2 separate regions of the Homo sapiens genome follow, and region 1 is linked to region 2. Evidence: chromatin loops called from intact Hi-C (ENCODE). Cell type or tissue: PC-9. All regions are shown on one strand. Each heading gives the region's core, and the rest is flanking DNA. Links, peaks and the distances in the headings are about the cores only. Region 1 has its middle 63 kb from the start of ZNF133. Region 2 overlaps LOC124904876 (a long non-coding RNA gene).

Region 1 (10,941 bases), core at 1,445-9,444, 52 kb before region 2:
ACTCCCGTGCAGGCATCTAGTGGGACACGGCAAACTCAGGCTGCAAGGACATCCGGGCCCAGATGAGGAGAGTTTTCTGTGCTTCCCCTACGACAGCAACCTGCTGACTGAGAGATCCACCTCCAAAACCCCTCGGTGGTGTTCTTCTACATGGCCCGCCTGCAGGCAAGAAGTGATGGAATTTATGTTGTCATGGAAGTTAATGTTTCAACTCAAGAAGAGAAATAACCTATCGACATTATCTGATGACAAATTACAAGAGTGTTTCCCATCCCCACAGTATAAAAAGGTTATTTGCATAGGTGCAAAAGAAAATGGTTTGCCACTGGAGTACAAAAAGAAGTTAAAAGCTGTGGGACCAAATGACCGTACAGGAAAGGTCTCAGAAGAAATTGAAGACATCATCAAAAAGGAATCACGAACTCATTAGAACATAACAGAATATATCTAAGGATATTCCATGTACTAATGTAAAATACCATTTGAAAACAGGGATCTGGAGGATCTCCATGTTTGATCCATCTTCAACCGTGCTCTGAAGAAATATCGCACGTGGGTGATTCTTGTTTTCAGACTATAAAAATAAACTGGTTTAGGAGTTAAGCAATGTTATAAAAGAGGGTGATTACCTAGCACTTTGGGAGGCCGAGGTGGGCGGATCACTTGAGGTTAGCAGTTCGAGACCAGCCTGGCCAACATGGTGAAACTCCATCTCCACGAAAAATACAAAAATTAGCCAGGTGTGGTGGCACATGCCTGTAATCCCAGCTACTCAGGAGTCTGAGGCAGGAAAATCGCTTGAGGCAGAGGTTGCAGTGAGCCGAGATTGTACCACTGCACTCCAGCCTGTGCGACAGAGTGAGACTCTGTCTCAAAAACAAAAAACAAAAAAACAGAAACAAAAACAAAAAAAGAGGACGATGAGGCCCTGGAATGTGTGACAAATGCATGTGAGTACCCCTTCGGTAAACACTTGAAGCTATTATTCTCTTGAGTTGATCTTCAGTGTTTCCTTGTTCTGGCAAAGGATAGATTTGCAGCTTGCTTGATGATGATACTGATGGTGCTGGTAAATTGCTCTGCTCTGGGTTTTAAAAAAATCAGCTTAATGAGAGTAAGTAATCTGCAGACAATTGATAATAACATTTTGAAACTGGAAAGATGGTATACTGTTTTTAGAGGAATAAATCTATTTGTGGTTAAAAAAATAAATAAAATTAGCCAGGTGTGGTGGTGGCGTGCATCTGTACTCCCACATACTCAGGAGGCTAAGGTGGGAGGATGGCTTGAGCCCAGGAATTCAAAGCTGCAATGAACTATGAATGCACCACTGCATTCCAGCCTGAATGACAGACAGAGACTCTGTGTCTAAAAAAAACCCCAAAAGCCAAAACAAAATAAAAAAAATGTTTGTTGAATGCATAATAACTTTTGATACTTTCCCTCAAAATGCAAGTTAGGAAATGAAGACACAGAACATCCCTCCCTCTGTTTCTCCTGAGTGCATTCAGTGCATCCCCTCAGTCTATCCTGTGCATCTGATTTATTTGAGAGGCTCTGCTCTGGGTGGCCCCACTGAAGACAGAGCATTTACCCCACTCAGAGTTTTCAAAAAGTTTTCATATGCACTTTCCCATTTGATATTCACAACCTCCCTGTGAGGGCCCATGTATCTATCCCCATCTCATAGACATTCATTGGACCTTGCTGGGAACATAGCCAGGAACCAACAAATGTTAATTACTCTTATTTTTCATGTCTTCTTTCCCATGTCTTCAATTGCCAAGCTACATTAATTAAATTTTTGCCTGTGACACTTTGTGCAATGAAACAAAGGTTGTAAATATAAATCAATTAATATTTGTTAGACACTTACAGGCTTGCAATGCCCCAGCCACCATATAATAGATACCAATCAGTAAATAAATAAATAAATAAGGAAGAAAGGGCAGCTTTTGCTTATGGAAGAATTATAATTAATATGTGTAGAAGGAATGAGGAAAATAGAAAATCACTGAGAAAAGCACAGTAATAATTGTTGGACTCACCAATGAATTCTAAAAGTATTCAGCAAAAGTTTGAGGAAAAACAGGATATTTGCAGACTCAAGTGTGTTCCCCAAAATGTTTATTAATTACAAAGAGAAATATAGTAATTTCAGAGCAGACAAATCCAAGCAGATCAGGGAGACATGACTACAAAGTTTAGTTTACTTTATATAAAACAAATAGGTTAAAGAAATATCAGCAAACATTTTTGTCAGTTTTTCCCCAAATCAGATGTTTCACAGATGTGCCATCTGATTGTAGGGAGCACTTATAAGCCCCAAAAATATTGTACCAATGAGGTGAGTGATAATTCCCATTCTTACTGAATTTCTTCTTGCCTGCCGGCTGGCTTCTCTAAGGTTTAGCCAGTTTTTTATTTTATGCTGTGTAATTTCTCCTTTACATAGATTATATGGAAACATCTCCATACAGTGAAGAATCATAAATTCCTGTTTCAGTAAACTCCAAATTAATAACTTCTAAAGATTTTATTTACCTGACAATTGAATATAATTCAGCCTGATATTGACTTCATAAACATCATCATGGATAGTAGAGAAAACATGCTATCAGAGAAATTAAACTGTTTTCACAATCCTGGGTTTGAAGCTCACTGACCTGAGCAATTGCCTAGAAAATCTGAGATTCTAAATTTTAAATTTAATCAAATATTTTATGAAACCATAAGAACGCAAGAAAAAGGGGATACTGAGAAGCAAAAATCAAATGAAACAAAAAAAAGCAAATAGCAAAATAGCAGCAACTCAAACTATATTAATAATCACATCAAATATAAATGGACTAAATAGTCAAAAGGCAGAGATTATCAAACTAGTTATAAAAGTAAGAGCTAACTATATACTGTCTATTAGAGATGCAATTTAAGGTTAACCAACCCACATGGCTGAATGTCCTTACTTGGGAAAGAATATCCTAGAATGGCCACATCTTGGGAACTGAGGGACACATTATCAAAATTGAGCAGATTTCTGTAAAAGTAAAGGGATTCAAGGGAAGGGGACCTACACTTTACCTCTTGATGGGAGGAGAATCAAAAAATTTGTGGCCATTGAAAAAAACTGTTACAAGGGTAAAACTACCTATGTATACATTGGTTATGAGGATTAGAATTGAACGTAATGCATGTATTGGACACATGAACGAGAGGTTACTAGTATAATTATTATGGCTGTTAAAATAGTGAATGATTGGAATGCAGTCTGGTCAGGTTGTTTTTTTAGCTTTAACCATCAGAACTTCAATATCATGTGGCATCTCAGCAGGAGATGTTCAGTAGCTTATTGCCTTGGGTCAGGTGCCCCAGAAGCAGACTCTTAATTGCAGAGTTGAATGTAAGCGACTCATTAAGGACATGCTCACAGGAAGGCTGATGTGGAAGTAGGGATGGGCAAAGCAAATGTATGCTTTCAGGCAAAGTCCTGTGGCTCCAGCGTGATCCTACAGGGGAACTCAGGAGTGTGAGTTATGCCTCAGAGTTTCCCTGACTCCAAGCAAAGGAAGTGGGCTGTCACACGCCTGCATCCTTCAGACTTTGGCCATGAACTGCCCCAGATAGAGGATATAAACTCACAGGCACTTCTAGCAACCTGAGTGTGGAAAAAGTGGCTCCAGTAGCCCGAGAAAAGACTTCCAAGAAGAGTCTCTGGTGTGAGTCGTGGGGTGCATACTCAAGGGAGTACAGACAAAACAGTTAAAGGGATCTGCAAGGGTCTGGCCAGAGCCCTGGCAGTGTCTACTGCACTTATTAATATTTATTATGCTGAATAGACATTAGGTTGGAGACTCTCAGCTAACACCCAGCTTGCCTGCTACAGGGCAGGGTCTTCTTTCATGTTTGTTAGGAAAGAAATCTAACATCTTGACGGGCCACCATGTGTGAGGCCACACAATAAACAATTTAAAAAACACGACCTCATTCACTCTTTAGATGGCCTTAGGAAGAGAGTTTCATATCCTTCTTTGAAGGATGAAGAATGCTCTAGAGAGACTTAGGATCTTGCCCAACGTCAAGTAGATAATAAATGGCGAAGCTGAGATTTGTACGCATGTGTGTCTGGCTCCCTGGCTGTTTCCTGAGAACTTGCTTGGGAAATAGAAAACCTTTATGAAATCCTCAGAGACCCTGAAAATTGTCTTCTCAAAATAATTTTACAACAAACTACAGTGAACCTATGTCCATTGCTGCTGTGTTCATTTTCTAGAGCTGCCATAACAACAAACTGGGTGGCCGAAAACGATGGAAATTTGTTTTCTCACAGTTCTGGAGGCCAGGAGTCCAAAACCCAAGGTGTTGGCACAGCCGTGCTCCCTCTGAGGGTGCTAGGGAAGGAAATGCTCCAGGCCTCTCTCCCGGCTTCTGGAAGCCTTAGTCTTTCTGGGGCAGTAGCTGCTTCACGTGATCCTCTGTAATCACACAGCGTTCTCCCTGTGTCTCCACACCATTGCCCTCTGCATGTATGTTCAAATTTGCCTTTTTTACAAGGGTACCAGTGACCCCATCTTAACTTAGCTAAATCTGCAAAGATTCTATTTCCAAGTAAGCTCACAATCTGAGATACTAGAGATAGGATTTCAACATATGTTTTTTGAGGAATACAATTCAACCCATAGCAGCTGCCCACAAGAGACCATGTCTCTAAATAAATAAACAAAACAACAAAACAATGCTTTCTTTACAGAAATCTCTCTCAGTGGCTGGGAAGACAGTATACCAAAAGCCCAGGTTTAACTTGATTTGATGGGTGATCCTAGGAATTTTTGTTCTTTGTATGCAACTTCCTATTGGCTAATAGGACCCAAAAAAAATCCATTTCAGGGACTCAGAGGGTAGGCGGTGTCTGTGTATCAGCCTGGCCTTATGCCCCCTCGGAGCCCCAGGCTGACTCATGGCAGGGTTCTCTCAGCTCAGCCCTCGTGCTTTCTTTGTTTCTCTTGTTGTTGAGCACAGCCTGGTTTTCCTGCCGGCTCCCACAGAGAGTGTGCCCTGTCCCACATCTCTGACGAGCTGACAATACAGAGCTGCAGGCTGGAGCCCCTGAGGACTGAGAGTATACTGACCTCTAACTTCTTCACCCTTGTCTGCAAGAAAAGAAAGCCTCTGAGCTGCAGGGTGGCAGGTCCTGGCTGTGTCATGATTCTTGAATCACAGATGTTTTTCTTGGCTGAATGCCGGGGCCAAACTATCCAGGGAACACTGGTGGGGCAGGGAAAAAAAAGAAGAAAGCCCTAAGTTTGTTTTCTTTGCTGTCTTTTTCATCCAGATTTAAACAGTGTCAAGGCTAAGACTGAGCAGATCTAGGGACAAACAGCAACAACCACCATCTGGAAAATCAGCGGGCAAGGTGCTCTGGCTAGGCCAGCAGGCACAGCAGCCCTTCAGAGGTGGTGACATTTGACTCTCGGCATAATCCCCCGTGTCCTGCCATTCTTTTGCTTACCTTTCCCATTCTGGGGTCTGCACTAAGGTCTGGAATTGAGAGCTGCTATATAGGACCTGATGTTAGCAGGCGTGTGCCCCAACTGTTTTCTCCAGTATCCTAAAAGAAGAGAAACCCCAAGCCAGCTACATGGATAATTCTTCTCTGGCCAAGAAAGAAAAATGCTCGCATGGATTATGCATTTTCAGAAGGAACCGTGCATTCTCAGAAGGGTGTTTTTCCTTTGCCAAGCTCTGTGCTGGGTTTTTCCTGTGCTGGGCTCAGACAGTGTTTGGCACAGAGTAGTCATTCATTTCACAAGTATGTATTGAGCACGTGTGATGTATTGTTCTAGGTGTTACTTAAATGGACAAAAGAGTAAAATAAAACCATAGTATCTAAACTAATTACAGAGTTTCTAAATGTTGGTGACATAGAGGCCTGGGACATTATTTTAGCTCTGTCATGTAGAGATCAATAGTGATAATTTGTTTTGTTCATGATTAATTAGACAGCAATATCATTGATGCTTCTATTCCAGAGCTGAGGCACCTTATGGTGCCAGTAAGGAGGGAAATGCCAGGAAAAAAAGGGTGAGGACAGTCAAAGGGCACAGGAATCAACCTGAAAGAGCTCCTAATGGCCAAAGCTGAAGCAATTTAAGACTTAAAAAAAGTAATGTTGGATTATAACCATAGAATAAACATCCATGAGTCCATACTGATACCAGTAAGTTTTTAAAAATCAGTAAATAAATAAATAAGGAAGAAAGAGCAGCTTTTGCTTATGTGTAGAAGGAATGAGGAAAATAGAAAATCACTGAGAAAAGCACAATAATAATTGTTGGACTCACCAATGAATTCTAAAACTATTCAGCAAAAGTTTGAGGACAAACAGGATATTTGCAGACTCAAGTATGTCCCCCAAAATGTTTATTAATTACAAAGAGAAATATAGTAATTTCAGAGCAGGCAAATCCAAGAGACACCACCTTAACTAGGTGATCAAAGATACTGAGAAGTGACAGCGTGCTGGCAGCCCTCACAGCCCTCGCTCGCTCTGGGTGCCTCCTCGGCCTTGGCACCCACTCTGGCCCTGCTTGAGGAGCCCTTCAGCCCGCCACTGCACTGTGGGAGCCCCTTTCTGGGCTGGCCAAGGCCAGAGCTGGCTCCCTCAGCTTGCAGGGGAGTGTGGAGGGAGAGACGCGAGCTGGAACCAGGGCTGCGCACGGTGCTGGCGGGCCAGCTGGAGTTCCGGGTGGGCGTGGGCTTGGCGGGCCCCGCACTTGGAGCAGCCAGTCGGCGCTGCCGGCTCCGGGCAATGAGGGGCTTAGAACCCAGGCCAATGGCTGCGGAGGGTATGTTGGGTCCCCCAGCAGTGCCGGCCCACCGGCACTGCGCTCGATTTCTCACCGGGCCTTAGCTGCCTCCCTGCGGGGCAGGGCTCAGGACCTGCAGTCCACCATGCCTGAGCCTCCTCCTCCTCCGTGGGCTCCTGTGCGGCCTGAGCCTCCCCGACGAGCGTGGCCCCCCGCTCCACAGCGCCCAGTCCCATCGACCACCCAAGGGCTGAGGAGTGCAGGCGCACGGCGCGGGACTGGCAGGCAGCTCCACCTGCTGCCCTGGTGCTGGATCCACTGGGTGAAGCCAGCTGGGCTCCTGAGTCTGGTGGGGACTTGGAGAACTTTTATGTCTAGCCAAGGGATTGTAAATACACCAATGGGCACTCTGTATCTAGCTCAAGGTTTGTGAATGCACCAATCAGCACCCTGTGTCTAGCTCAGGGTTTGTGAATGCACCAATCAACACTCTGTATCTAGCTATTCGGGTGGGGACTTGGAGAACCTTTGTATGGACACTCTGTATCTAGCTAATCTAGTGGGGACGTGGAGAACCTTTGTGTCTAGCTCAGGGATTGTAAATGCACCAATCAGCACCCTGTCAAAACAGACCACTGGGCTCTCTGTAAAATGGACCAATCAGCAGGATGTGGGTAGGGCCAGATAAGAGAATAAAAGCAGGCTGCCAGAGCCAGCAGTGGCAACCTGCTCGGGTCTCCTTCCACGCTGTGGAAGCTTTGTTCTTTCGCTTTTCGCAAATCCTGCTGCTGCTGCTCACTCTTTGGGTCTGCACTACCTTTATGAGCTGTAACATACGCCGTGAAGGTCTGCAGCTTCACCCCTGAAGCCAGCGAGATCGCAAACCCACCGGGGGGAGCGAACAACTCCAGACGCGCGCCCTTAAGAGCTGTAACACTCACTGCGAAGGGCTGCAGCTTCACTCCTGAGCCAGCGAGACCACGAACCCACCAGAAGGAAGAAACTACGAACACATCCGAACATCAGAAGGAACAAACTCTGGACACGCCGCCTTTAAGAACTGTAGCACTCACCACGAGGGTCCGCGGCTTCATTCTTAAAGTCAGTGAGACCAAGAACCCACCAATTCCGGACACAATGCCATCACCAGTAAGAAGATACATCAACATGATGTTCCCTCAGTAGGATGCAGGGAGAAGGAACAATGCCACCTGTGGTTTCCTGCCCAAAATGAATAGACTCCATCTAACGCCGAGACACACCCACGTTGAGAGATATTCTACGAAATCAGTGACCAGTACTTTTCAACAGTGGCAAAGTCATGAATGACAAGGGAAGACTGAGGGACTGTCACAGGTTTTAGGAGATTAAGGAGACATGACATCTATATGTGATAGTGGGAAAACTGTTGAAGCCCAAATAAAGTCTGCAGCTATGTTAATAGTATAGTACCCATGTCCATTTAGAATTTTTTTTTTTTTTTTTTTTTTTTTTTTTGAGACTTGAGACTCTCTCCATCACCCAGGCTGGAGTGCAGTAGGGCGATCTCGGCTCAGTGCAAGCTCCGCCTCCCAGGTTCACGCCATTCTCCTTCCTTAGCACCCCCTTCCCTCTTCCCCACCCCCCCACCCCCGCCATCAACTGGGACTACAGGCACCCGCCACCACGCCCAGCTAATTTTTTGTGTTTTTAGTAGAGACGGGGTTTCACTGTGTTAGCCAGGATGGTCTCGATCTCCTGACCTTGTGATCCGCCCGCCTTGGCCTCCAAAAGTGCTGGGATTACAGGCGTGAGCCACCGCGCCCAGCCTAGAAAAAAATTTTTTATAGTAAATAATCAAACAAGAATGTACATTTCTTAATTTTAATGTGGTTATACCAGATGTTGATATTGGGGGTAAAGGAGAACTCTACTATCTGCAACTTTTCTGTGAGCCTAAAACTGTTCTTTTTAAAAGCAAGAATACATTTGACGCTCAGTGCAGTGTCTCACACCTGTAATCCCAGCAGTTTGGAAGGGCGAGGGAGGCAGATCACCTGAGGTCAGGAGCCTAGCCAACATTATGAAACCCTGTCTCTACTAAAAATATAAAAACCAGCTGGACATGGTGGCAGGCACCTGCAGTCCTAGCTACTCTGGAGACTGAGGCAGGAGAATCCCTTGAACCCAGGAGATGGAGGTTGCAGTGAGCCGAGATCACTGTGCACTCTGCACTTAACTTTTTCAGAACAAAATACTGTATAAGCCACACTACCCCATACAAAGAACTGTAATTATTTGTAATTCTTATGAACTAGGTATTCATTTGTACAAATCTGGAAAGCCAGTGGGCGACAGAGTGAGACTCCGTCTCAAAAAAAACAAACAAAAAAAGGATACATTTGAAATCAGGTCTATTTTAGATTCCATAGAAAAAGATTTACTTTTAAAGATTCAGAATGGCCGGGTGTGGTGGCTCACACCTGTAATCCCAGCACTTTGGGAGGCCGAGGCAGCCAGATCATGAGGTCAGGAGATCGAGACCATCCTAGCTAACACGGTGAAACCTCGTCTCTACTAAAAGTACAAAAAATTAGCCAGGTGTGGTGGCGGGCGCCTGTAGTCCCAGCTACTCGGGAGACTGAGGCAGGAGAATGGCGTGAACCCAGGAGGCGGAGGTTGCAGTGAGCGGAGGTTGCAGTGAGCCAAGATTGTGCCACTGCACTCCAGCCTGGGCAACAGAGCAAGACTCCCTCTCAAAAAAAAAAAAAAAAAGATTCAGAATGGGCTGGGCGTGGTGGCTCACGCCTGTAATCCCAGCACTTTGGGAGGCCGAGGTGGCAGATCACCTGAGGACCAGCCTGGCTAACATGGTGAAACCCTGTCTCTACTAAAAATACAAAAATTAGCCAGGCATGGCGGCACCCACCTGTAATCTCAGCTACTCAGAAGGCTGAGGCAGGATAATCACTTGAACCTGGGAGGCGGACGTTGCAGTGAGCGGAGATCATGCCATTGCACTCCGGCCTGGGCGACAGAGAGAGACTCCGTCTCAGGAAAAAAAATAAAAAACAAAGATTCAGAATGATCTGGTTTTATAAAGCATGTGTTTATCATGAACTTGGTGTATTTAAGAGCGTAAACCCGTGTGTCTGTGAAAGGCTAAACCGGCTGTCAAGGTAACTGAGCCTTTGTTCTTGCTTTGCCCCTTTCTGACTCAGCATTACCAGGTCATCTTGGCTTTCCAGATTTGTACAAATGAATACCTAGTTCATAAGTATTACAAATGATTACAATTCTTTGTATGGGGGTAATGTGGCTTATACAGTATTTTGTTCTGAAAAACAAAGTAATACAAAAACTAGTCAGTGGTGTGAATTTTGTTTACCTGAAATCAGATGTCATGTTGATCACGTAACTTCTTCTGGCCTAACATTGACGCATTGATATCCTCAGACCAGGTCCAGAGAGGCCACTTCCCATAATACCAGGCTTTCATTACTGGCACCAAATTGGTGGGGAGAAAAAAGAAAGAAGGGATTTCTTTCTACTAAATAAACTCTTAGGACCTTCTGAGAGAAAGGATCAAATCTCAGGTAACCAGAAAGGTCACTGTGATTATGAAAATCATAGCAACCAATGGTTAAGCAGAAATGTAGATGACGCCATTTCTATTGTATCCATGTAACTACTGAGAAGAGTTAAATATTTCCTACTTCTACTGTCTGTGTACTTCTCAAAGAAACCTTTTTTTCAGTTGTTTTTTTTTTTTTTTTGGAGACTGAGTCTTGCTCCGTCGCCCAGGCTGGAGTGCAGTGACACAATCTTGGCTCACTGCAACCTCTGCCTCTCGGGTTCAAGCGATTCTCCCTGCTTCAGCCTCCCGAGTAGCTGGGACTACAAGTGCGTGCCACCGTGCCCGGCCTTTTAGTCTTTTTTAAAAAAAAATTTTGTATTTCCATAGTTTTTTTGGGGGGGAACAGGTGGTGTTTGGTTCCATGAGTAAGTTCTTTCGTGGTGATTTCTGAGATTTTGGTGCACCCACCACCCGAGCAGTGTACACGGAACCCAATTTGTAGACTTTTATCCCTCACCCCCTTCCCACCCTTTCCCCCTGGAGTCCCCACTGTCTATTGTATCATTATTATGCATTTGCGTC
Region 2 (10,941 bases), core at 1,921-9,920:
CACTTTTTTTTTTTTTTTTTTTTTTTTTGAGACAGAGTCTTGCTCTGTCACCCAGGCTGGAGTGCAGTGGCGCAATCTCGGCTCACCGCAAATTCCACCTCCCAGGTTCAAGCAGTTCTCCTGCCTCAGCCTCCTGAGTAGCTAGGATTACAGGCATGTGCCACCATGCCCAGCTAGTATTTTAGTTATTATTTTTAGTAGAGATAGGGTTTCACCATGTTGGCCAGGCTGGTCTCGAACTCCTGACCTCAGGTGATCTACCCTCCTCGGCATCCCAAAGTGCTGGGATTACAGGTGTGAGCCACCATGCCCAGCCTGAATTCATTTTTGTAACAATTTTGAACAATAAGAAGTTGGAAGATGATAAAAAACCTAATCATTTAAATATCTGATCCTTGCTGGAACCCATAAATCAATTCTAGAACTCTGGACTTTCAATTCACTGAATTAGTAATTTCTTTCTTAGTGTCTGTCTTTTTAAAGATGATCACTTTATAGTCAATAATAGCACAGATCCTTTTATTTCATTTTGTAAAGGCCCAGTTTCATTAGAAGCACAGAATGTCATGTGTACAAAAGAAGAAAACATTCTGATGAAAATTTTTATTTTTAACAATCTGTTTTCCAGCTGTCCAAACAACTAGTGGCCACCAGGGCACCCGCAGTCTCCTCCCTTGTGTCCCTGAAGCTCATCAAGAGTTGCTCAACAGCCCGCAGAACCACGTGCCTGTCTCATTGTCCTTATCTTCCCATTTCAAGGTTTGAACCAACCCTTGAGTACAGTCCTTACCGAGTCAGCCCTGAGTGCCTTAGGGAAAGAAGTGAGACCGGGCATATCCCCTGGGAGGGGAAACATGTTGCAGCACATCATGACAAAAATATCAAGACAGAAGTTTATAAAATGTGCTAGGAAAATCGAAGGAAGAGGGTGGGGGTGGGAAAACTTCAGAGAAGCAGCGACAACTTGTGCTGGACCTGAAGGATGAATAAGAGCTGCCAGAGGGGACGGGCGCGGTGGCTCACATCTGTAATCTCAGCATTATGGGAGGCTGAGGTGGGAGGAATGCTTGAGCCCAGCAGGTTGAGACTGCAGTGAGCCACGACTGAGCTACTGTACTCCATCCTGGCCAAAAGAGAGAGCCCTGTGTCATAAATAAATGAATAAATAAATAAATTTTTAAAAAAATGTTTGCCAGAGGAAGAACGTGGTGGTATTCAATCCATGAAGTACAGGAGGCTTGATGCCCATCATTTTGAGGGAATTCTAAAATTTTAAGTAGTGAAAAGTGGCAGGGAATACCGTGGGATAGGGAGGAGAAACAGAAAGGAGAGCAGTGAATAGTGGTTAAAACTAGTGGCAGGTTGGGGTAGACTGGAACAGAGTGGAGATTTGATCCTGAAGGCAGTAGGAAGCCACTAGAGGTTTATAAGCAGTGCGGGTAAATGGTCCCAGTTCTGTTCAGATAACAGGGGAGCAGAAAATTGAAAAGAGGTGAGGAGACTTGGGAATGGCTAAAACACTAGCTGAGAAGCCACTGCATTAGTCCCAGGGAGAAATGACGAGGGCCCAAGACTTCATCCAATGCTGAGGCAATGGGAACAGAGAGATCCCGACAGATGTCCACATGCAGAGCACGCAGCAGGTGGTGGAGACTGATGTGTGTCAGGTGAAGGGAAAGGAACTCTAAGAAGGTACTTAATCATTTGTGAAACTGAGAGAAGAGTCAGGAAGTCAATGGAGATGTGGGGACTACAGGAGGAGAAAGAGGTTTGGGAGGGAAAGGACGGGATGAGTTTGAGGCATGCTCAGCTTAAAGTGCCTAATGGTCAGTCTAGCAGAGATGTCTGCCTAGCATTAGAGAATGGATCTGGAGCTCCAGAAAACTGATATGGGATGGATCTTGTATTCTCTCACACAAGAAGACAAAGTTCAATTTTGATTCAAGAGATCACAGAACCATTGTAATTGCAAAACAATGGAGCAATACTCCTTCTATTGATGGATAAAAGCAGGAAAGCTAATCTGGCAGCTGAAAAAGATGGCCCAGTGCCAGGTCAGACTGAGACATTTTTTGGTTTTGTTTTAGGGGTTCTTTGTGTTTTGGAGGGAATTGCAATTTTATTTCCTTGTTTGTTGTGGTCATCTAGATATTAACTGTCTCCTCCCCCTCCCAAGGATGTACTCAATTCCTAGGATCTGGTATAGACTTACTAATCACTGGTATGCATCTTTTTGTCTGCCTGGAGGCGACAAGATTGTGTTTTGTCACACTGGTTACAAGGCGAAAGGGTAAAAAGAAGGCAATTAAAAATAAAGTTATAATATAAATTGTACTGCTTCTCTCTTTGAAGGACTTCATTAGACCTATTAGGAGAGCTGTTTGATATGGTTGAGCAGGGTGTGCACTGAATATTTGTAGAAATGAATATTTATTATAAAAAATTTCAGGTAGATGGCAGAAAAATACCTTAAGGAAGGGGGCATCTTTTTCTAATTTGCACAAAGATACTGTCTGGGCTACTAGAAACTCTCCCTGCTGAAGATGGTTGGCTGCTATGAAACATAACAGCAGTAACATACAGTCATGTGTCGCTTAATGACGGGGAAACATTCTGAGAAAAGTATCGTTAGGCAACTTTATTGTGCGAACATCATAGAGTGACTTACACAAACCTAGATGGCATCATAGAGTGACTTACACAAACCTAGATGGCATAGCCTACTACACACCCAGGCTGTATGGTAGAGCCTATTGCTCCTAGGCTACAAACCTGTACAGCCTGTTACTATACTGAAAACTGTAGGCAACTGTAACATAATGCTAAGTAGTTGTTTGTCTAAACATATCTAAACACAGCATTCATGTTTCTAAACATATCTAAACATAGAAAAGGTAGAGTGAATGTGCAGTATTTGTAATCGTATGGGACCACCGTCATATATGCAGTCAGGAAATGTCATTATGTGGTACATGACTGTATATTCATTTCACCCAGGAATTAGAAGGCTGAAAGGAAACACAATCCATTTTCCAGTTGCTGGAACCACACTAAGAATATCAGCCTGGAATTCAGTCTTTAGCCAGTTTGAATTGTGAACAAATACAATTCAAGATATAATAATCAGGCTTAAAATCTTGTTGTAGTCAAGTGCAATGCTCTTCTACCAAAAGAGAATGTGTAGCATCTCCAGTTTCTGCTTATATCTTGTGGAACTGGAAAAGAAAGCCAGAAGATATCCTGACTTACTCAGTTTTTTGCTAGGATTCATACATCAATTCCTTAAGTGGAAGATGTTCTCTTACATGAATGTGTAGCATCAAGAACATCACAAGTAAGATTTTAATGTGGTTATAATTCATTCCAAAGAGAGAAATACTACTCAAATCCATTACATCTGAACTTGTTTGTTTGCTTTTTAATGTATTTATTGTCTGCTGTAAGCTCCTGAGAAGACAGAGGCTCTATCTCATTTATTGCCAAATCCTTGTTCCTAGAACAGTAGAATAGCAGATGCTCAACAAACCTTTCTCTTGTTCTGGCTAAGCAAATTTATTTAGCCTTTTAACCCAAGATTTAAAAGGATTTAGTCAGAATGAAAAGAAATCAGGAACGGGACCAATTTAAGGTTATACTGATAATCACATCGGTAAGTATGGTGAAAATTTACTGAGCAATTACTGTGTGCGAGGCCACTGTTCTGATGGCTTAAATATGTGGACCCATTGAATCCCCACATGACCCACAGAACCTCATGCAGGTTAAGAAATTTCCGCCAGTTCAGCCAGAGGGTGAGTGGCAGAGCTTGCATTGAAACTTGGGCAGCCTCACTCTACAGCCTGTGCTGTTGCCCATAACAGGCGCTTTAGCTGCTGCGTTTGCCTGAATGCTAATAGCCTTCCACTCCCTTTATTACCTTGAGACTGAGCAGTGTGGACAAATGCAGGTAGCTTTCTTGTCCTTCTTTCAAGAATGTTGGGCCAGGCGCGGTGTCTCACGCCTGTAATCCCAACACTTTGGGAGGTCGAGGTGGGTGGATCACCTGAGGTCAGGAGTTTAAGAACAGCCTGGCCAACATGGCGAAACCCCGTCTCTACTGAAAATACAAAAATTAGCCGGGCATGATGGTGGGCGCCTGTAATCCCAGCTACTTGGAAGGTGGAGGCAGAAGAATCACTTGAACCTGGGAGGCAGAAGTTGCAGTGAGCGGAGATTGCGCCACTGCACTCCAGCCTGGCCGACAGAGGGAGACTCTCTGTCTCAGGAAAAGAAAGAAAGAAAGAAAGAATGTTGTACCTGTACATTTAACTTGTTCAACAGTCATTTTCCCAATTACTCCATTTTGCTAGTGGCAAAACTCCTGATAAGCAGATGTTCTGTCCCTGGGCAGTTTCCTTTGGAAACTACTTGGTGTATGGAAGCTTCACACCCTTAGTTAGCTCAAATATGGCTCCATGCATGCATTTCGAGGCCTGAGGATCCATTTCAGCCCACCATTTTGAAAATGCTCATACAATATTAGCTTCAATGGGGACAAGGGCTTTGTTTGGTTGACGCTATAAACAAACAGTAGTTGGCACCAAGTAGACCCTCGGAAAATATGGAATGAATGAATGAAGCCATGCCCTGAGAGCCCTGAGACAATACGTGACACGTCCATACCCCACCCCCTCCAGTCAACAAGAACGAGAATGGCTATATTACTTATCTGCATTTTATTTTAGAGCAGTAACTGACTATGGAATTACAATAGTGTCTTTTTTCCATCTTCTTCAATTATATCCATAGTTAAAATATAATTAAAATTTCAACCTCACAAGATTTGGAAAGATGCAAAGTCAGTGGCTTCCTCTGAGGCCTTAGCTACCCCTTGTCCAGGGAAAATGCTGGCCTCTGGACAACTGAATCCTGACGAGAACACTTGCGCCGGTCCTCTACCTGAATTGCCAAAAGGGCCCGCAGGGAAAGGAAGGAATCACCATGTTTAGGGCGCCCTCTTCTGTTCAAAGGGCTGAAGCCCGTGGAGCCAGGGCAAGGCTTTCAGCGGATGAGCATCTTGGAGCAAACGTCAGAGAACCACATACTTTCATTCCTGGAAAGGGCTTTAGAGATGACTAGTTCAAACTACACATTACACATGGGAAACTGAGGCCCAAAGGGGTCAAATGCCTCATCCACGGTCACACAATTGGTTAAATCTCGAAAGAGGAAGAAACCGGACTCCCTGGCCCAGACCCCTCAGTAACAAGAGGAAAATGAACTCGTAACTCCAGTCTCTTATGCCTTTGTAAAAATCAAGAAAAATTAATCACAAATCTATAGTGCCAATTTCTTACGATTTATACCTTCAACTTCCTGTAATGTCACTATTCACATTTTCAATACGTTAACAAAGGTTCCCCAAGCATAGATTTCCTTAAGAATCAAAGAGAGACTTGCCTCTATTTTTTTTTTTTTTTTTTTTTTTTTTTGAGACGGCGTCTTGCTCTGTCACCCAGGCTGGAGTGCAATGGCATGATCTCAGCTCACTGCAACCTCAGCCTCCCGGGTTCAAGCCATTCTCCTGCCTCAGCCTCCCGAGTAGCTGGGACTACAGGCACCCGCCACCAGGCCCAGCTAATTTTTATACTTTTAATAGAGACAGGGTTTCACCATGTTGGCCAGGATGATCTCGATCTCTTGACCTTGTGATCCGCCCGCCTTGGCCTCCCAAAGTGCTGAGATTACAGGCGTGAGCCACTGCGCCCAGCCGACTTGCCTCTATTTAGTCCAGCCATTCCTTTCATTATTTTTCTCCACAGGCCTCATATTTGAAGGTTTTTAGTCTACCAAGCAAGCCACACTTTTAGAGTAAAAATGCATTTTCTCATTTAAAAAAGTACAGAAACAATGACCATGTATGAGACGTTACGCTACTGATATTATCAAATGAAATTTAAAATGTGAAATGCTTGAAACAGTGATTGATACATTATAAATATGCCAGAGATGTTCGCTATTATAATTCTACAATAACAATCAACAGTAGAAAGAAAAAAAGTACTTTTGTTAGTCTGTGCAGCCCTATGCAAGATTAATGTATCATTTCAATTTGATATTTTGAAATACTAAAAATAATAGTGGAGTTCAAAGGTAATTCTGGGGATACCTGGAAGCCAAAGATCCCTAGGTTGGGGCCAACTGCTGTAACCCATTAATCTCCCAGCCTGGGGTGGGGGGCTTACTCTGCCCTTACATGGGATTGTGATGCTCTCTCATCTAGTGCGTTGATGTGGGTGCCTTTGTATGAAGGGTGTGTCCTTGGCAGTCCTTCAAGCCTTCTTGCTACTCCACTAAAACAAACATATCCTATAAACAAATTCTTACAGATAGATAGCTGGAGCCTAATAAGGATGTGTTGAATGTTTGCAACTCTTTGCTAAGACCACAGGCTTCTAAAAGGAAAAGAAAAAAAAAAGCTAATTCCATTTATGTGATGTTCTAGAACAGGAATCACTAATTTGGTGACTGCCTTTGAGGCAACAGAATTGAGTTTGACTGGGAAGGGGCATGAGGAAACCTTCCAGAATGGCGGGGATATTCTCATCTCGAGAAGGGTTTGGGTTTTATGGGTGTCTGCATTTGTCAAGATTCATCGAATAGTACACTTAAGATCTGTGCATTTTGTTGTATGTTTTAAATTTAAAAAAAAAAACCATTGACAAATACTGAACTCTAATGACATGTATGCTGAACGATTTAGGGGTGAACTGATGTCTGCAACTTTGAAATGCATCAAAAAAGTGGATGAACTGATGGATGGATAGAGGGATGACAGAAAATATAACAAAAGATATATAGTAAAAAATAACTATGGCGGGCATCTGGATATTCACTGTATGATTCTCTCAACTTTTTTTTTTTTTTTTTTTTTTTGAGACAGAGTCTCACTCTGTCACCCAGGCTGGAGTGCAGTGGCACGATATTGGCTCACTGCAACCTCCGCCTCCCGGGTTCAAGCGATTCTCCTGCCTCAGCCTCGCGAGTAACTGGGATTACAGGCGCCCACCACCACGCATGGCTAATTTTTGTATATTTAGTAGAGACAGGGTTTCACCATTTTGGCCAGGCTAGTCTTGAACTCCTGAACTTGTGATCCACCCGCCTCAGCCTCCCAAAGTGCTAGGATTACAGGCGTGAGCCACCACGCCCGGCCATTCTCTCAACTTTTATATTAGAAAATTGTCACGATATGTTGGAATGAAAACAATTAAGGTAGATGTAATCATTTATTACCTTTAAACATGTTATGCCAACTTATTCAATGTTCAAGCTTCTGCTTTGTAAAAGGACATTTTTAACAGTTCTAACCAAAGAAGGCTGCAGAGTGGAAAGCTAATACCTTGGTGGTACTCTTCTCCACCAACATGGCTGGATGGTAATTACCTGTGACACATCCTTCCCTTTAGACTCTGTGCTGCTGGAGGGCAGGGAGCATGAGGCATTCATTTCATGAGCCATGTGTTTGTGGTGGGCACTTAATTAAGATGTGGTAAGAGCAGAGTTTCTGAGTCAGAAGGGTTCAGATTTGAGTTCTGCAACTTACTGGCTGCATGACCTTAGGCAACGTACTCACTAACACAGAGCTTCCATGTCCTGTCCGTAAAAAGGAAGTCATCTCCATTTGGCTGTCTGGAGGGCTCAGTGAGGTGATGTGACTAAAGCACAGTATCTGGCTCCTGAAAAGAACTTCAAAAATAGTAGCCTGTGCCTGAGACTGAGGCAGACCTGGATCTTTGGGCCCTAACAGAACTACTGGAGGACAAATTCCCAAAGGAATCACTAAATGATGGCTATTTCATTTCATCAAGACTGAGGTATCATGTCAACCCATTTCTAGGACAAAACTTCAGCTGCTGTCTTGGTCTGCTTTATCCACACCTGACCTGTCACTTACAATGTACATTCTGAGGACCAACATCTCCAAACATTGTCCTGGGGCAGGAGCATCCTCCTTACTAGAAAGCTCAGGGCCTCTGAATCAGAATCTGCATCACAACAAGATCCCCAGAATACTGAAGTTTGAGAAGCTCTGGTCTACATTAGATGGTTTTCTAATGGCTCCCTGTTGCCACTGATAATAAAGCTCTCTTGTCTTTACCAGAGCTACAAGTCATCCCTGACTCTCTTCGTCTTCCTTATTGCCCTTAATTTCTTCATTCTTTAGGATCTGCCCTCAGTGCTACTGGTTTTATTGTCATTAAAAAATATTAACGCAATGCTCAGACTTCCTCAATTATGAATATGGTAAAAAAAATTAACTTATGGACAATCTATTCTAAAAATACTAAATATATGGACACGTGGATGCAGCACTGTAGTCCTCCTTATTCACAGTTCCACTTTCTGAGGTTTCAGTTACCCAGGGGCAACCACGGTCTGAAAATAGGCGAGTACAGTACGATAAGATATTTCGGGAGACCACATCCACGCAACTTTTGTTACAGTATATTGTTATAGTTGTTCTACTTTATTATTAGTTATGAATCTCTTACTGTGCCTAATTTATAAATTAAACCATATCTTCAGTTTTTTTGTATAGCAAAAAACATATGTACAGTATGTGGGATTTGGTACTATCCAAGGTTTCAGGCAACCAGTCTTGAATGTAACCCCCCATGGATGGCAGGGGAGGGGAACTACCATATTTAAATTTTTAAAAATTGATAAGGTTTCTTTTCTCAGCTGGTAGGTTTTGTGTTGTTATGATTTTATAAGCTCAGCCACATGCAAAATCGAGTCAAGACACCTTGGCCAGGCAGGTGAGGAAGCTTATGTAGCCCCAACCTTGCCTTCTGCCACTCTGCACCCCATATTCCCTTCTCCAAGCTCTCACAGCTCTCTGCACCTCTGAATAGCTCTGGTGACACTAGGATCAGTGATTTGCCTGTCCTTCTCTCACTGCTACCTGAATACTGTATTTTCTTTCATAAAATAGCATCCTACCTGAATGCCTAGTGCTGACTGGAAAATATGGAGGGAGTGTTGGCATTGGAAATTACAGCTTTGTAACTATTAGGGTAAAAACTAGTCTAGGCAAGAATCATTAATGGATGCACAGTCTTAAATTGTCTCCTCAGAGATGGTCTTAGAAACGAAAAAAATAGTAACTGTACAAGGCAGAAATCAGGCACTACCAAATGTGATATCCCTCACACAACCCCCAAATAAAACATTCAGCTACCAAAAAGGAGGACCCTGTTCTTAAAAGACAGAAAAACAAACCCTAAGAAAAATATTCCAGGTTAAAGGATACTAGAATCATGACAACTAAACCTAATCCTAGGCTGGATCCCATACTAGAACGCAAAAAAAAAAAAAAGTTATAAAACACATTATCAAGTCAATTGTCAAATTAGAATACCGATGATAGGTTATTAAAAGTACTGCATCAGTGTTACATGTACTGCACCTGCAACTTTGTTACGTTTGAAATTATTTTCAAATAAAAGGTTTAAAATTTACAAAAAAGTATTTCTTTCTAAATTAAAAAAATAACCATTTCAATATATAAAAATAAAAATATATTTAAATATAAAAATAAACTACCCAAAGGCATGTTTCTTTAAACAGGTAAATCACGCTATCAGTAAAAAAAAAAAAGTGCAATAGAGCAGCCGGGTGCGGTGGCTCACACCTGTAATCCCAGCACTTTGGGAGGCTGAGCTGGGTCAATCACCTGAGGTCAGGAGTTTGAGACCAGCCTGGCCAACATGGTGAAACTCTGTCTCTACTAAAAACACACAAAAAAATTAGCCAGGCATGGTGGTAGGTGCCTGTAATCCCAGCTACTCGGGAGGCTGAGGCAGGAGAATTGCTTGAACCTGGGTGGCAGAGGTTGCAGTGAGCCGAGATTGTGCCATTGCACTCCAGCCTGGTCAATAAGAGCAAAACTCTGTCTCAAACAAAACAAAACAAAACAAAAAAACAAAAAAAAAAACTGCAATAGAGCTTGTGAGAAGCTGCCAGGAACAAGGTGAAATGGAACATACATTGGAGGAGAATAAGGAAGCAGCAATAATGAATCCTGGCCAACAGGTACTGAGCCCCAAATCGCTTCACAAGTATTATCACAGTTTCACTGCTTTCCAATGTATTCATTTATGCCTTTGTGTTTCTTTTTGCTATATTTTTTCAAGCTTGGGTTGAAGACTTTGTTTCCTTACCTCTTAAATTTTTTATTTCAATGATAAAGTCATTAAATACAATGGATTTGCTATGATCAGAATTTTGGTTTTCATACATAGTATTCTTGTTTTGTTTCTAATGTAAAACAAAAACTACCAAGGCTTAAGAAAAGAAGTGAAAAGGTTGAGTTACTACACACACCACTGAAAAAGTTTCACAAGTTGTTCACTGAGGGGGAAATTTCAGTGTTTTTAAATGTTAGGAGGTAGAGTTTCATTGTGGCTGTGTTCATTATGGATTAAAAACTAGCACTCTGGATAGGTCAGAATGAATCCATAGTACTGTTACATAATTGGTTTAAAAGGTTCTATTTTTCAGAGGTCAGGAAAAATTATTGAGTTACAGCCAAGTAGTTTTGCCCTACTAGGGTCACTCAAAGTTTAGAGTTCTTAACAGATATAGCTGAGGGGAGATGGCATTGCTTTATTATTTTCTAAGCAGGTGCTGCTGTAAATGGAATCTTTTCCTTTTACTGTCTCTTCTTTTGCTCTTTTCTTTGCCTAAAATGATTGGATGACCACACAAATATTAGCCAAGTTATCAGGTTTCCAGTTCTACATCTCCATGTTGTTTTTTGTATCATTCTCACATGATTTGTTTCTATCAGAGTCACTTCAATTTCTTTTTGATACAGAATCATCTGTGGTTAGAACTGATGAGTTGGTAGCTCTGCCAAAGTATTAATACCCTGTTAACAACATACTTGACAGCAGC

What was found. Hi-C counts contacts between places; a loop is a spot of excess contacts. Peaks named below come from ENCODE experiments on the same cell type or tissue, not always from the same donor. Only the 100,000 strongest peaks of a DNase experiment are listed, where the experiment ranks them.
Region 1: it touches region 2 in a loop (6-fold over the local background); 3 of 110 quality-filtered maps call a loop at or near these places.

What each region holds. Positions count from the first base shown.
Region 1 is chr20:18,220,084-18,231,024 of GRCh38, forward strand. It overlaps the pseudogene GGCTP2. Among named protein-coding and RNA genes, the nearest start is that of ZNF133, 63 kb to the right of the region's middle. RefSeq lists an enhancer at 5,228-5,727. In PC-9, for the core only: no CTCF peak of the experiment used is centred there; DNase peaks (open chromatin) are centred at 3,388 and 5,028; H3K4me3 peaks cover 883 bases; H3K27ac peaks cover 2,459 bases.
Region 2 is chr20:18,271,928-18,282,868 of GRCh38, forward strand. It overlaps LOC124904876 (a long non-coding RNA gene), which reads left to right. Exons shown (of 3, transcript XR_007067544.1): 2 at 629-759; 3 at 7,880-8,144. Among named protein-coding and RNA genes, the nearest start is that of ZNF133, 11 kb to the right of the region's middle. In PC-9, for the core only: CTCF peaks have their summits at 5,005 (motif pointing left) and 5,208; a DNase peak (open chromatin) is centred at 5,004.